Linked DNA regions of Homo sapiens: region 2 is linked to region 1. The links are chromatin contacts, found by Hi-C or POLR2A ChIA-PET in ENCODE. All regions are on one chromosome and are shown on one strand. The core of a region is the stretch at or near the end of the contact, and the rest is flanking DNA. Distances in the headings are between cores, read along the strand shown. Region 1 overlaps KANSL1 (KAT8 regulatory NSL complex subunit 1). Region 2 overlaps KANSL1 (KAT8 regulatory NSL complex subunit 1).

Region 1 (7,318 bases), core at 1,683-4,182:
AGCTGGGCGCAGTGGTGGGCGCCTGTAGTCCCAGCTACTTGGGAGGCTGAGGCAGGAGAATGGCGTGAACCCGGGAGGTGGAGCTTGCAGTGAGCCAAGATCATGCCACTGCACTCCAGCCTGGGCGATAGAGCGAGACTCCGTCTCAAAAAAAAAAAAAAAAGAAAAAAAGAGGCAAGAATGGGTGAGATAAAATAATTTTTTGAATTTGGTAACTTGATTAGGTTAGGAGTCTAGGGAGAGGGGAGGAATTTTTTTTTTTTTTTTTAAGTGTAAGCAACAGGCCAGGTACGGTGGTTCATGCTTGTAATCCCAGCACTTTGGGAAACCGAGGTGGGCAGATTACTTGAGATCAGGCGTTCCAGACCAGCCTGGCCAACATGGTTAAACCCTGTCGCTACTAAAAATACAAAAAAAAATTAGCAAGGCATGGTGGGTGCTTGTACCCAGCTGTTCAGGAGGCTGAGGCAGGAGAATCAATTGAACCCAGGAGGTAGAGGTTGCAGTGATCTGAGATTGTGCCACTATACTTCAGCCTGGGCGACAGAGGGAGACTCCCATCTCAAAAAAAAAAAAAGGTAAGTGAAGGAGGATGGTGATTTGGGTTAGAAGAGGCTTTTAATTGTAAGCCATTCAGCATGTGAACTCGTAAAAATGACCTTATGTTAAATAATTAGTTCAGAGCGCTGATCTTGAGAGATAGGAACGTTTCCTGTTTTTGATAAATGATAGGTTACCCTTGTTTATGGTTAGGGGTGGGTTTTTGTCATGGTCCAACCAGGTGATAGTTATATATGTGAACATATTAAAATTGTTTTTAATGTTTAAATTCTAATCCTTAAAATGTGACAGAACTGATTTATGTTCCTCCTCTCCCAGTTCTCTTCAAATCATGAGAGTGACCCTCTTAAAAACTGCTTTCTTTCGGGGGAGCGGTTGTTGAGAAGAATCATGTAACTATGTAAAAAGCATGTCTGTTTGGTACACTATTTGCTAATGTCAGAAGTGTTAAATAGAAATAAAATTTCCACCATAGTAGCTAATTATTATTTAGTGTGTGTCAAAACTGTGTGCTAATTACTTTTTATAAACCATCGCCTTTAAAGTCTTATAACTTTTCTATGAAGTAGGACGTTTGTGTCCCTACCTCCTCTGTTTTACCATTGGGAAAACCAGGGCCCAGAACGAGTAACCACACAAGTTCCACAGCTACCAAGGTCAAGGTTATTTCTACCCTAAATACACATCTTTAAATTTTATATTCATCAACAACCTAGTACTTAAAAATTCAGATTCCTAAGCCTTTCAAGGGTTTTGCCTGTGATTCTATTTTTGATCTTTGTACCAAACTTCGAGAAAATACCGTCATATAGTCTTCTATTAACAGCAGTTGCCTCATGTGGAGAACACCTGAATTTTACTTACAACTTCTTCCAATGCTGACCCATTTTGATTTTTATAAACATTTTGAAATATTTGTTAAGTTGGTCAAGCAAGAGATAATGTGATTATGTAGTATCTTATCAGTTGAGATCTTTCTCTCTCTCTCTGCCTCTTTCTCTCTCGCTCTCTTTTTTTTTTTTTTTTTTTTTTTTAAAGAGTCTCACTCTGTCACCCAGGCTGGAGGGGTTAGTGGTATGATCTCTGCCCACTACACCCTCTGCCTCCTAGTCTCAAGCAATTCTTCTATCTCAGCCTCCCGAGTAGCTGGCACTACAGGCGCATGCTACCACATCTGGCTAATTTTTGTATTTTTTGTAGAGACAGGATCTTGCCACCTTGCCCACACTGGTCGTGAACTCCTGAACTCAAGTGATCCACCCACCTTGGCCTTCCAAAGTGCTGGGTTTACAGGCATGAGCCACCACCCCAGTCTGGTTGACGTTTTTCACCTCCTTCTCTTTACAGCATATTCAGAAATTTTAAACCAGTAATACGAAATACATATATTGGTTGATTTTTCTGTTGTATTTTAAGCATATTGACTTTTTAAATCGGATCATATTTTTGCATGCAAGTACTATGGCTTTTCAAGGTCATTCTGATTTGAAACAACACATTTCTTAGTCAATTCATTGGCTCTTTACCCCCTTTTAAAATTTTTTATTTTTTATGTGATTTATTTATTTACTTATTTTTAGTGATGGAGTCTCACTGTGTTGCTCAGGCTGGGCTCAAGCAGTTCTTCTGCCTCAGCCTCCTGTGTAGCTGGAACTACCTAAGGATGTGCACCACTGTGCCCAGCCAGATCTTCACCTTTTCCAAAAAAAGAAACATCTAAATGTGAAACCTTTTAGGCCTGTCAACTTCTTTTTTTTTTTTTTTTTTTTTTTTTGAGACGGAGTCTCGCTCTGTCGCCCAGGCTGGAGTGCAGTGGCGGGATCTCGGCTCACTGCAAGCTCCGCCTCCCGGGTTCACGCCATTCTCCTGCCTCAGCCTCCCAAGTAGCTGGGACTACAGGCGCCCGCCACTACGCCCGGCTAATTTTTTGTATTTTTAGTAGAGACGGGGTTTCACCGTTTTAGCTGGGATGGTCTCGATCTCCTGACCTCGTGATCCGCCGGCTTCGGCCTCCCAAAGTGCTGGGATTACAGGCGTGAGCCACCGCGCCCGGCCTCAACTTCTTGTGATAGACACATACAGAATTTTTCAGCTACTCTCTGCCTATGGGGTAGCCCTACCTTGCAGGAGCAGTCCAAAAAAAATTTTTTTTTTCAATTTAGGATCAGTGTAGAGGAAAGAGCCCTGGACTATCATAAGACTGAGTACCAGCTTGGCCAGTCAGTCACTTTGTGACCTTGATTAAGCTATGTAACCTTTTCAAATTGATTTCCCTCTCTGTAAATAGAGCTGATAAGATGGCTTGCCCTGTTTCCTGTGGTTTTTAAAGAGGATCAAATGAGTGCGTGAAAGTTCTCATGAAAACTAGACGTCTATTCAAATATGAGGTGGTGGTATTCTCAGAAGGTCATAGATGAATGATGCATTTATTTTAGTGCTTTTCACAGTTTAGTCTCAATACTGAGTGCTTACTGAGGGGTTGTATGGAGGCACACTAGTTGTTTCTTTAGGAGATGTCTTTAGCTGCTAGAGTAGAGAACAAAAGAATGAGTAAAGAGGCTTCAGAAAAGCTAGTATGGGCTGGCACGGTGGCTCACACCTGTAATCCCAGCACTTTGAGGGGGCCAAGGTGGGAGGATCACTTGAGGTCAGGAATTTGAGACCAGCCTAGCCAACATGGTGAAACCCTGTCTCTACTAAAAATACAAAAAATAGCTGAGTGTCATGGTCGACGCCTGTAATCCCAGCTACTCGGGAGGCTGAGGCAGGAGAATCCCTTGAACTCAGGAGGTGGAGGTTGGAGTGAACCAGGATTGCATCACTACACTCCAGCCTGGGTGACAGAGAGTCACTCCTCTCAAGAAAAAAACAAGGAAAAGCTAGTATGGATGGAGCACCTCCATGCTCATTTCCTAGAGCTTATGTTTTGTTGTTTGATTTCCTAGTTCATAACAGAAGGGGTTTTGTAAGCTGACCTAGCTTGACAATCCTTTTTGGGTTTTTTGGTTTCAAACATGATCTTATAAAATTATTTAGTGCATTAAAATGTAGACCCAAGTAGCTGCTTAGCTCTTGAGAAAAGGCTGTGTTTCAGTTTAGCACAACAGTGTTTTCAGGAAGATAACTGTTCTAGATAGCTCTTTTTTTCCAAAATTCTTGATTAAGGTTTGGGGAATTTAGAATTATCTCCAGCTATTAAATTATCAAATTGGTTAAGTAGAGGTAGAAAGTTTATTGCATAAATCAGTAGATTTGTCTTCCAAAGAAGCTTATGAAATAGAAAGGGCCAGGAGGTATACCTGTAGTTGAAATATGGGATGGGCCCATAGAGAGTGAGTTGGAAAATGATAGTAAGTGGTTGAACATGGACTTTAAAGCATGGCATGCTCTGAAGTCATATTAGAAAAGTCCTTTGCTTTCATGCAAAACTAGTCTCCGTGGCTTTTCATTGTGTAGATCGGGTTAAAAGCAGAATATAAGAAGCAAGTTTTTGGATGAGATGATAGAACTTAAGTAGTACTTGTCTGTCAATCCTAAAAGAATTATTTCTGGCCAAATCCTCTCCTCTAACCACCAAATAAGGAGCTTGACTTCATTCTCACTGTTAAGAATCAGAAACCCAGTTTAGAATATCCAACTCCTGGTGAACTTTTAAAAATTAATATATATCTTGATACTTTATAATCTATTGTGTGGCATCCAACGAATGTGAGGTAATCTGGGGAGTTAGAAATGCCTTGCATTTCGTGTGGAAAAGGTGTAGTCGTAAGTTTGGCCTGGGAAGGTTAATACTGTCTTTGCACATAGAAAGCTAAGGGCAGTGTCATCATCATTTGTTTGTGAGGAGGGGACTGAAAAAGCAAAATCATCACTACTAGCCTATTCTAAAGGATCTTAATCCCATTACATTTTTCAGATTTTTTTTTTATTATGTAGTATCCCCTGGATATAATCTTTTTGGTGAAGGGGGATGTCTCTAATTTCCACGTGGTACCCCCTGTCATATACAGGTTATGTATCTGGCAGTCTACAGCTGCAATTCATGGCTGTTTATAAAATTTCACCAGAACTTGTCCTGACGTCCTTTTACTTTTGTAAATGATTAGAAAAAATGCTGAGCCTGAGTATGTATTTTTGTATTAAGAGTTCATTTAGAGAGTCCCAGAAATTGGCAGAGTTGATTCAACTTTCTGTGGTTTAAATTTGAATATGCAATTAGTAGACTGCTGGTATTTCAGAAGTTTGTTGTTGCAGGCCTCTTGTACTGAGGAGGAAATCTGGAATTTCTTTTTCTATTTTAAATTAGCGTTCATTCAACAAACATTTTTTGATTATCCCTAGAGTTTTGGCACACGATAGGAAGTCTAGAACTGTGCAGTCTCACCTGGTCTCGCAAGTAATGGGAATTTTTAAACTATGCAGGACTTAGAAGGTATACCTTCCCTTCCTTCAGAATGATAGTAGTAGTATAGTTATATCTTTCCTTGACCTAATTATAATTTTTCGTTTTCCCCCCCATGACAAAGTAATAAAAACTTGTAAAAAACAAAGAGCCACAGACATGTGAAACTTGTTTTACCTCTGCTGTTACTTGGTCTGTTGTAATGCCACTGTAGAAAATACTCCCTTTGTTTGGGGTAGCATAGGAAACATGTGATTTGGAATCAGACTTCAAGTTCTAGCTCCATAATTTTACTAGCTCTGTGGTCCTCGGATATCACTCAACCAATCTGGACCTCAAATTTTCTCATCTCTTCTACTGGGAAGATAACAACTTCTTTTTTTTTTTTTTTTTTTTTTTTTGAGATGGAGTCTCGCTCTGTCGCCCAGGCTGGAGGGCAGTGGCGTGATCTCGGCTCACTGCAAGCTCTGCCTCCTGGGTTCACGCCATTCTCCTGCCTCAGCCTCCTGAGTAGCTGGGACTACAGGCGCCCGCCACAACGCCCGGCTAATTTTTTGTATTTTTACTAGAGACAGGGTTTCACCGTGTTAACCAGGATGGCCTCAATCTCCTGACCTCGTGATCTACCCGTCTCGGCCTCCCAAAGTGCTGGGATTACAGGCGTGAGCCACTGTGCCCGGCCTTTTTATTTATTTATTTATTTATTTTTTGAGACGAAGTTTTGCTCTTGTTGCCCAGGCTGGAGCACAATGGCGTGATCTCAGCTCACTGCAACCTCTGTCTCGCGGGTTCAAGCGATTTTCCTGCCTCAGCTTTCTGAGTAGCTGGGATTATAGGCGCCTGCCACCACACCTGGCTAATTTTGGTGTATTTAGTAGAGACGGGGTTTCACCATGTTGGCCAGGCTGGTCTTGAACTCCTGACTTCAGGTGATCCACCTGCCTCGGCCTCCCAAAGAAGATAATGACTTCTACAGAACTGCTGAATGGGTACATATATGTAAATATTCTCACCTGACTTCTGCTTTTCCCTTTATTTCACTGGGAGGTATTATATTTTTAGTGTATCTTACGGCCTTTGAGGACTTCTTAGTTTGAGTATATTTTAGCTGTGTGCATAAATGTCTTTACAGTGTACTTAAGGAGTTGGATTTTTAGAAACTTGCCATATTTAGAAATCTATTGGATTGAACATAGTTTGAAAAGCAAAGTATAAGTTAATTCCTTTACTATATACTTGTACTATTCTTTTCATGGACTTTCTGATGCTTGCTGTTTGTGCACATAGGCTTTGCTTTTTGTATTTATTTATATTGTATGAATCTAAGAATAAAAGAGAGTGTGAACAATTCAGAAGACTACAGATATATCTTGTTAGGTTGCTTTCCAAAAGGTTCCCAGTTGTAGTCATACCAGCAGTGTAACAAGCAGGTTTTTTGTTTAACCACACTCCAATTAGCATGGAGGATCCTTTAAAAATATTTGCTAAACTGATAAATAAAAAATACTATCTTTACTTAAATTTGCATTGGGAAAGTATTAGTGAAGTTGAACATTCTCATATGTTGTAATGTTTTGTTTTGTTTTGTTTTGATACAGTCTGCAGTCTTGCTCTGTTGCCCAGGCTAGAGTGCAGTGGCATAGTCGTAGCTTGCTGCAGCTTCAACCTCCAGGACTCAAGTGGTCCTCACAAGTAGCTGGGACCACAGGAGTGCACCCTTATGCCCCCCTTATTAAAAAATTTTTTTTTCTTTGTAGAGATGGGGTTTTGCTCTGTTGCCCAGGCTGGTCTCAAACTCCTGGACTCAAGCAGTCCTCCTGCCTTGGCCTCCCAAAGTGCTGTGATTACAGGCATGAGCCACTGTGCCAGGCTGTTGTAATGTTTTTATGATTCTTTGAAGCAGAGATATTTATCCTTTGGTAAAAATATTGGAGTCAAACTTGGATAAGTTAGAAATTATAAATTGTTTAAATTTTTGTCTGTTGATCTTTTGCCTTTAGCTTTCTTTCTCAACCTAAAATAGTAGAAATTCTTCATCCTTCCAGACACTAATAGGAGAATTTTAAATTTCCTTGTACATGTTTTTATTTTTGGAAACTACCCTTTTACCAATATAGTGAAACCTTGGCTCTACTAAAATACAAAAAAATTAGCCAGGTGTGATGGCACACACCTGTAATCCCAGCTGCTCGGGAGGCTGAGGCTGGAGAATCGCTTGAACCTGGTAGGTGGAGGTTGCAGTGAGCCAAGGTCATGCCACTGCACTCCAGCCTGGGCACGCAGAGTGAGACTTGTCTGAAAAAAAGAGAAATAAAGAAAGAAACTACCCTTTTAATTCATCAGAGCGTTTTTTGT
Region 2 (7,318 bases), core at 2,890-5,389, 45 kb after region 1:
GAACTCCTGACCTCAAGTCATCTGCCCGCCTCAGCCTCCCAAAGTGCTGGGATTACAGGCCTGAGCCACCATGCTCGGCCTCAAGCAATCTCTTTGAAAGAGAAATTAGTATCACATACAGAATTTGAACATTCTAACCTCAGTTTAACTTTTGAAAGGAAGAAAAGTAGACAGAAAATTAATTCACTCTGGAGGAGCTGCTCTGGAATGGCAGTACTTTGAATAACTGAGAGCCTTTCACTATTTGTCATTTGCTTTATTCTTGAAACATAACAGTCTTATTCTCTAAAGAAGACACAGTAGGCCATGTGCGGTTGCTCACGCCTGTAATTCCAGCACTTTGGGAAGCCGAGGTGGGTGGATCACCTGAGGTCAGGAGTTTGAGACCAGCCTGTCCAAGTGAAACCTTGTTTCTACTAAAAATACAAAAAATTAGCGAGGCGTGGTGACGGGCACCTGTAATCCCAGCTACTTGGGAGGCTGAGGCAGGAGATTCGCTTGAACCTGGGAAGCAGAGGTTGCAGTGAGCCGAGATCGCACCATTGCACTCCAGCCTAGGCGATAAGAACAAAACTTTGTCTAAAAAAAAAAGAAAAAAGACACAGTAAGTAGCCTAGTATTTTGCTCAAAATCTTCATGCTCAAATTCCATGTTCAGTCCTACAGCCAGTCAAGAACTGTAAGCCATTTCCATACTTCTTTGTCATGCCATTTTTTCCTCCATTAGAATACTTCAGTTAAGTGTTTTTAAAATATAAACATTTGAGAATTAAACAGGATAAGGCATCAGCTAAAACTCTCTCATATTGTTTATATTTTTTGCAAATTTACTTGTAAACTACATGTGCACAGACATCATTAAAAATTGTCTTACAGTTAAAACACATGGTAGTTCCCATAAGGAGGCATGGATAATCTAGTTGGAGACCAGTTATATATATGACATGACTTGGAAATAATAGCACATACAAATAACAAAATAAGAGGATCCAACTAAGCTTGAAGAGGACAAAGAGTGAATTGTGAGGTACGATGCACAAGGAAAAACTTTCCTGGAGAGACGTGGGTTTTAGTGTTAGAAGATGCTTCTGGGTATTTTCTGGTTGGAAATTTGCATAGGGTATGACAAACAATTACATTTCTTTTATTGTGCTAGGCAGAGTATATAATATGTATATGTTTACCATGTTTGATGAAAAATCTGACTGACGGGTATTGAAAGGAGTTTAAAGTACCTTAAATGATTTTTAAAAGATTGAGTGTATTTTAAAACATATCTCAATCTTAAACATGTAAAAATTTAATGTACAAAAAAAATTTATCAGCTGACCTACAGAAAATGAAATGTATCAAACTACTAAAGGTTGTTTGTTTGTTTGTTTATTTTTGAGACAGAGTCTCACTCTGTCGCCCAGGCTAGAGTGCAGTGGCGTGATCTTGGCTCACTGCAACCTCTGCCTCCTGGGTTCAAGCAATTCTCCTGCCTCAGCCTCCCGTGCAGCTGGAACTACAGGCCCAGGCCACCACGCCTGGCCAATTTTTTTGTATTTTTAGTAGAGACAGTGTTTCACCATGTTGGTCAGGCTGGTCTTGAACTCCTGATCTCAAATGCTCTACCCACCTCAGCCTCCCAAAGTGCTGAGATTACAGGCATGAGCCAGCACGGCCAGCCTAGAGGTGTCAAATTATCAAGTTTAGAAGTATGGGCTTTGTGTTAAAGGCACAGTCAGTAAAATCCACAATGGAGGAAATTCTAAAGGACAGATAGTGCTGTCTCTTCCACAGATTGTGAGGAAAGAAAATGAGGAGGAGCGTGTTACGAGCTTGTGATGTATTAAGTAAATGAATTGTGTGGATCTTATTTGACTCTGATTTGGAGAAAACTGAGACAATCCAGGAAATTTAACCAGTAACTGGATATTTAACATTAAGGAATTATTGTTTTTTAGATTATAAAATATACTGGTATATATTCTTAAAAGACCTTACATTTTGGAAACATACCGAAATATTTAGAGGTGATGATGTGATGTTGGGAATTGGCTTAAAAATAATTCATAGGGATGGGAGATAGATGTTATAGATGAGGTAGGATTCGCCAAAAGTTGATAGTTGAAATTGGTTGATGGTTTTGTGGGAGTTTATTATCTTTTAGCTTGTATTTGTAAATTTTCATTCAAACAGGGTCTGAGATAAATAAAAGAGCATGAGGAAAGATGAGGATTGCTTATATTGTTTTATAAGATTAACATGGATTGCCAGGTTCTGTGTGACCTGGCCCTGCCTACCTGTATCCATTGTCAAGTTGAATGAATTCTTTTCGTTGTTCACTGTTGGAGTTCTAACCACATAACCATTGTATACATGTCGTTTCTTTGTGACACACCACAGTTCCACCTAATGTCTTCTGCTCCACATCCCCAAGCCCTACCAGTTTGTGCATCCAAGTCCTATTTTATGCTTTGGAGGTCTGTTTAAATATTTATATCACAAGTCTTTCTAGATCCCCCAGTCTAAATCTGACATAGTTAGGATCTCTTATCGTATATTTTATATGATTATTTGATTATTAACATCTATCTGCCCCATTAAATTGTAAACTTTAGCCACAGTTCTTGTTTTTGCATCCCTAACCTAGTCTAATTCTTGGTAACTAATAGTTGCTTAAATATTTGTTAAATGGAAGGAAGAAGGATAGAGTGAGTTCATGGTGGGCTAAATGCTTGGCTGAAATAAACTACCAAAACTACACAAATTTCATTTAAATATTAGAGGTAATCTAGTTGAAGTAGTAAGACAAAAGTGCTGTGTTCAATTTCAAGGGTCTGTCAGGATGAATTGGCAGTTTAGGTAGAATTGGCTCTGGGGCTGGGTGCTGTGGCTCACACCTGTAACTGCAGCACTTTGGGAGGCTGAGGCAGACGGATCATTTGAGGTCAGGAGTTCGAGACCAGCCTGGCCAACACGGCAAAACCCCATCTCTACTAAAAACACAAAAATTAGCCAGGCATGGTGACAGGCACCTGTAATCCCAGCTACTCAGGAGGCTGAGGCAGGAAAATCACTTGAACCCGAGAGGCAGAGGTTGCAGTGAGCTGAGATCGTGCCTCTGCACTCCAGCCTGGGTGACAGAGCGAGATTCCATCTCAAAAAAAAAAGTATTGGCTCTGGTACATTTGTTCCACATTACTACAGATATCTGTAGAAAGCTGACACAACCTAGGTCATGTGACAGATGAGAATGGGTTAAGACGAAGTATGTATCCGAGTTTTTTCCTGGGTTTTACTTTACAACTAAAATGTGGGATATTTAACTCTGGACAGTTTGGTTCTCTTCTTTTTCTCCTTGTGCTTTATCCCCTCCATCTTTTTAAATTTGGTGGTAATGTCACTGATAATGCAATGTCTATTCTAATAGACTACTTTGATTTTTCTGTTTAGAGTGGAACTTTTAGATGACTCTAAAGTTCAAAGCTCAAGAAACTCTCAGAATATGGCTTGTTGCTAACTGAAAACACTTGTTTCCTGAATTTATCTGAGAGGTTTTTCTTTAATCTTATTCTGTTTTTCTTCCTTTTTTGTACCTTTTTGATACGGAATTTAAATCCATGGTTATAATGACTAAATTGTTATTTCTTTTTTTTTTTTTTTTTTTTTTTTTGTAGACAGAGTCTTGCTCTGTCCCCCAGGCTGGAGAGCAGTGGCACGATCTCGACTCACTGTAACCTCTGCCTCCCGGGTTCAAGCGATTCTCCTGCCTCAGCCTCCTGAGTAGCTGGGATTACAGGCGCGTGCTACTAAGCCCGGCTAATTTTTTTTTGTATTTTTAGTAGAGACGGGGTTTCACTATGTTAGTCAGGCTGATCTCAGACTCCTTATCTTGTGATCTGCCTGCCTCGGCCTCCCAAAGTGCTGGGATTACAGGCCTGAGCCACCGTGCCCAGCTGACTAAATTGTTATTCTTATCTAATACATACATTTTAGGTTGCAGTTAGGATTACATCATTGTATGGCTATCACAACTTTGTGAAGCAGATGTTGTTCTTATTTGCAGAGGTCAATTTATATGTTTAGGATCACATAAAGTAAGTAAAAGTGAGAACTTGTCTCCTGATCTTCCCTCTGTTTCACACTGCTTTTGAGCTAGGTAGTGAGTACTTGTGAGTGGTTTTTTGTTTTTGTTTTTTTCATGTGACTCAGCAATTTCAAGATTTCTCATTCCTGCCCCACAGTGACCCTAACTCTTACCCTGAAAACTGTTAATCTGGCAATTGTACGCTCTGGGATGATCTCAGTTTTATTTGAATCTTTTGGTTTTTAAAAGTTATCTAAATAACCTGGAGATTTCAGAACTTAGATGTCTCAGGATTTCCTGCACACTTGGAAGTAGCACATAATCCTTTGTCAATTTATCTACCAGTGTGAATGTAGCACTGTGTAGCTCACTGTGAACAGTCATTTTACTTTAGTTGGCTAATAGAACCTTTGTTTCATTAAAAGGAAAGAATCGAGATGGGACTGAAATCAGAATCAAAGTTGAAATTACCACCATTCGGGTTTTTCTGGCATGTTTGTTGCCTTAATGAGATTTAAAAAAATTTATGTTAATACATCAGGGAAGAGAAGCATAATCCACCAGCCCTGTTCTACTGGATTGACATACAAATTTCCCATCTTAGAATAGAATTAGGTGACTTAATTAGAGGCACTAGGCCTGGTAGTCAACATGTGGTGTTCCATGTGGTTCAATGTCTAGCTTTTGGTGCTACTTATCTAATAAATACAAAAGAGTTGATCTATTGATAATCCCTTTTAAACCCATTGACTATTAATAACTTTAAAGAACTAAAAACAAAAATTAATTTTTAGCCAACATGTAAGCTGAACCCTGAATTTGCAAGGAAAAAAATTAATTACTTTTACTGTATGGTTTAAGTGTGTTTATAGAGGGCGCTTTTTTTTTTTTTTTTTGGGGAGAGGGAGTCTCACTCTGTTGTACAGGCTGAAGGGCAGTGGCGTGTGGTCTGGGCCCACGGCAGCCTCCGTCACCTCCTGGATTCAAGCAATTCTCCTGCCTCAGCCTCCTATGTAGCTGGGATTACAGGCGTGCGCGACTACGTCTGGATAATTTTTTTTATTTTTAGTAGAGATGGGGTTTCACCATAGATTTCACCAATGAGAAGTCTTAAAATTGTTGAGTCACATGAAGAAAACAACAAAAAACCATTCACAGGTACTCACTACCTAGCTCAAAAGCAGTGTGAAACAAACACAGGAAAGATCTATGTTCTTAGAGTCAACAGAGCATTCTCAATTCTCTGTGGTAATAGTCTAACTGTGTAAAAAGAACGATTAAAGTACAAGTTCATAGCTAATGAAATATTTATATACAACAAATATTTCTTATGTAAACCAATACTAGCACATAGCTGGTTAACATTAAGGTGTACTATTCATGTGGTGTCACAAAAGCAAATATTGATACTGCATTTAGGTAACCAAAAAGTAATTCATCATGTAACATTTTAATGAATTTTTGTATAGCACATGGTGACAAAGCCATTTTTACCAATAAAAAGTTTATAAAAGCAATGAGCAAAATACGAGTTGAAAAGAATTCCCACTCAGGTGATAACTACAGTATATATAGTACATGTTTTTGTATGGACTAGGATAAAGCACACGGTAAAATCAAACGTTCTAAGGCATTCTAGTGTCCTACTCAGGCACATAGTTAAAACAGTTATTTCACTAATAGCACAGAAACAAGCATCAGGAATGAGTTGACTCATCAGTGTTAGAATCCACGTGATTTTCTTCATTATTGATAATGACTATATTAGAAACCAAGTCCTCATTGTATTTAAAGTATTATTCTGCAACCTTAGTCCTGTGTTCTTTCCTGAAGTCTGTATGGTATAACATTAAACATGTCCCTAATGTTCAATGTGTGTCCCTTGTTTTGAGCTGTAAATTGTCAGAGTGATAAATTTACACTTCGAATATTGAGGAGGAAGTCTATCTTTACCTCTGATAAGCTGAGTTTATATAGCTTGTATTTGTTTTTTTTTTGTTTTGTTTTTTTTTTTTTTGAGACGGAGTCTCGCTCTGTGGCCCAGGCGAGAGTGCAGTGGCGCAATCTCGGCTCACTGCAAGCTCCGCCTTCCGGGTTCACGCCATTCTCCTGCCTCAGCCTCCCGAGTAGCTGGGACTACAGGCGCCCGCCATCACGCCCGGCTAATTTTTTTGTATTTTTAGTAGAGACGGGGTTTCACCGTGTTAGCCAGGATGGTCTCGATCTCCTGACCTCGTGATCCGCCTGCCTCGGCCTCCCAAAGTGCTGGGATTACAAGCGTGAGCCACCGCGCCCGGCCGCTTGTATTTGTTAAGGAACAAAAGATGTGAAGCTCTTATTCTTGTGTTACTGTTTAGTGGTGCTCTGCTCTGCCACTGGAGTATGGTAACATCTTCATATCTTATCCAGACTTGTTAACTGTACACCTCTCATGCTTAATAACAGTTTAGCTTTCTGCTCATATTGCTGGTATTTTGAACACAAGATACTTCTTGGACGCTTGAGTTGTGGTTTTCCATTTTTCATTGGAGATGATGAGAGTTTGAGCAGCATTATGGAAGAATAATGTTGTAACAACTTTCTCCTGGAAATCACTTCGAGTTCTAAACCATCACATCACAGATACACTTGTAAAATGAAACTTGTTCATAAATTGGGAATTGTTAGTATTCCTTAGTGCTGTCTTGCCTTTCTTTAATTAGTTTATTAACCATATTATCCAAAACATATTATCAGGAGGCTCGCTTTGTATTGTTATTTAGGTAAATACCTGTGTAGGGGACATAAGACCTTCATTAATATCCAAGAAAAAGTGTATTTATCAAAGTTCTTGCGAACTAAAATGTTTTAAGTAATTTTCTTTTCCTTTTGTATTTTCAAAGGAGCTGCATGGTTCCTTAAACATTAGAATGCCAGGATGAAAAAGGTGTGAGGGGAGTTGATTGAGGAAAAGTAGTATGATTGACTGGTGTTGGGAAGAGCAGCTAAGGAGGCTGTTGGGGTTGCCCAGTGGTGATAGATGGGGACCTGGTGTGGTGGTAGTTTTAGGAATGAAAGGAATCTATAAATCCAAAAGATTTTGCAGGATAGAAAGGTGGTAAGCCTTGAAAAGTAAGGAAAGGTGGGAATAAAATACGAGGGTTAACTAGTTTTGTCTCTTTGTGGGTAGGGGGCATTTTTGTTGTTCAAGAATGATCCCTAGTTTCTTATTGATCTCTTGAGATCATTTCCTGGATTTAGGGTA

Evidence for each region. Hi-C counts contacts between places; a loop is a spot of excess contacts on that map. ChIA-PET counts read pairs that join two places held with the same protein, here RNA polymerase II (POLR2A). Pooled maps may share reads with other maps.
Region 2: a loop to region 1 is called in a map of GM12878, with 2.6 times the contacts of the local background. The contact joins two enhancer-like sites. A Hi-C loop is called at or near these places in 16 of 168 maps with a recorded cell type or tissue (CD4-positive, alpha-beta T cell, CD4-positive, alpha-beta memory T cell, CD8-positive, alpha-beta T cell and 12 more), 1 of 37 single-sample maps with no recorded cell type and 15 of 50 pooled maps. POLR2A ChIA-PET finds 5 or more read pairs at or near these places in 19 of 52 experiments (AG04450, CD4-positive, alpha-beta T cell, GM12878 and 14 more).

The regions. Positions count from the first base shown.
Region 1 is chr17:46,141,850-46,149,167 of GRCh38, reverse strand. All of the region lies in intron 2 of KANSL1 (KAT8 regulatory NSL complex subunit 1), which reads left to right. Among named protein-coding and RNA genes, the nearest start is that of KANSL1, 48 kb to the left of the region's middle. RefSeq lists enhancers at 1-59, 60-561 and a silencer at 5,139-5,339. Within about 2 kb of position 2,932, at least 3 of the 41 ENCODE cell types and tissues checked have a DNase peak (open chromatin) inside an H3K27ac peak, as active enhancers do.
Region 2 is chr17:46,098,097-46,105,414 of GRCh38, reverse strand. All of the region lies in intron 2 of KANSL1 (KAT8 regulatory NSL complex subunit 1), which reads left to right. Among named protein-coding and RNA genes, the nearest start is that of KANSL1, 92 kb to the left of the region's middle. Within about 2 kb of position 4,139, at least 4 of the 41 ENCODE cell types and tissues checked have a DNase peak (open chromatin) inside an H3K27ac peak, as active enhancers do.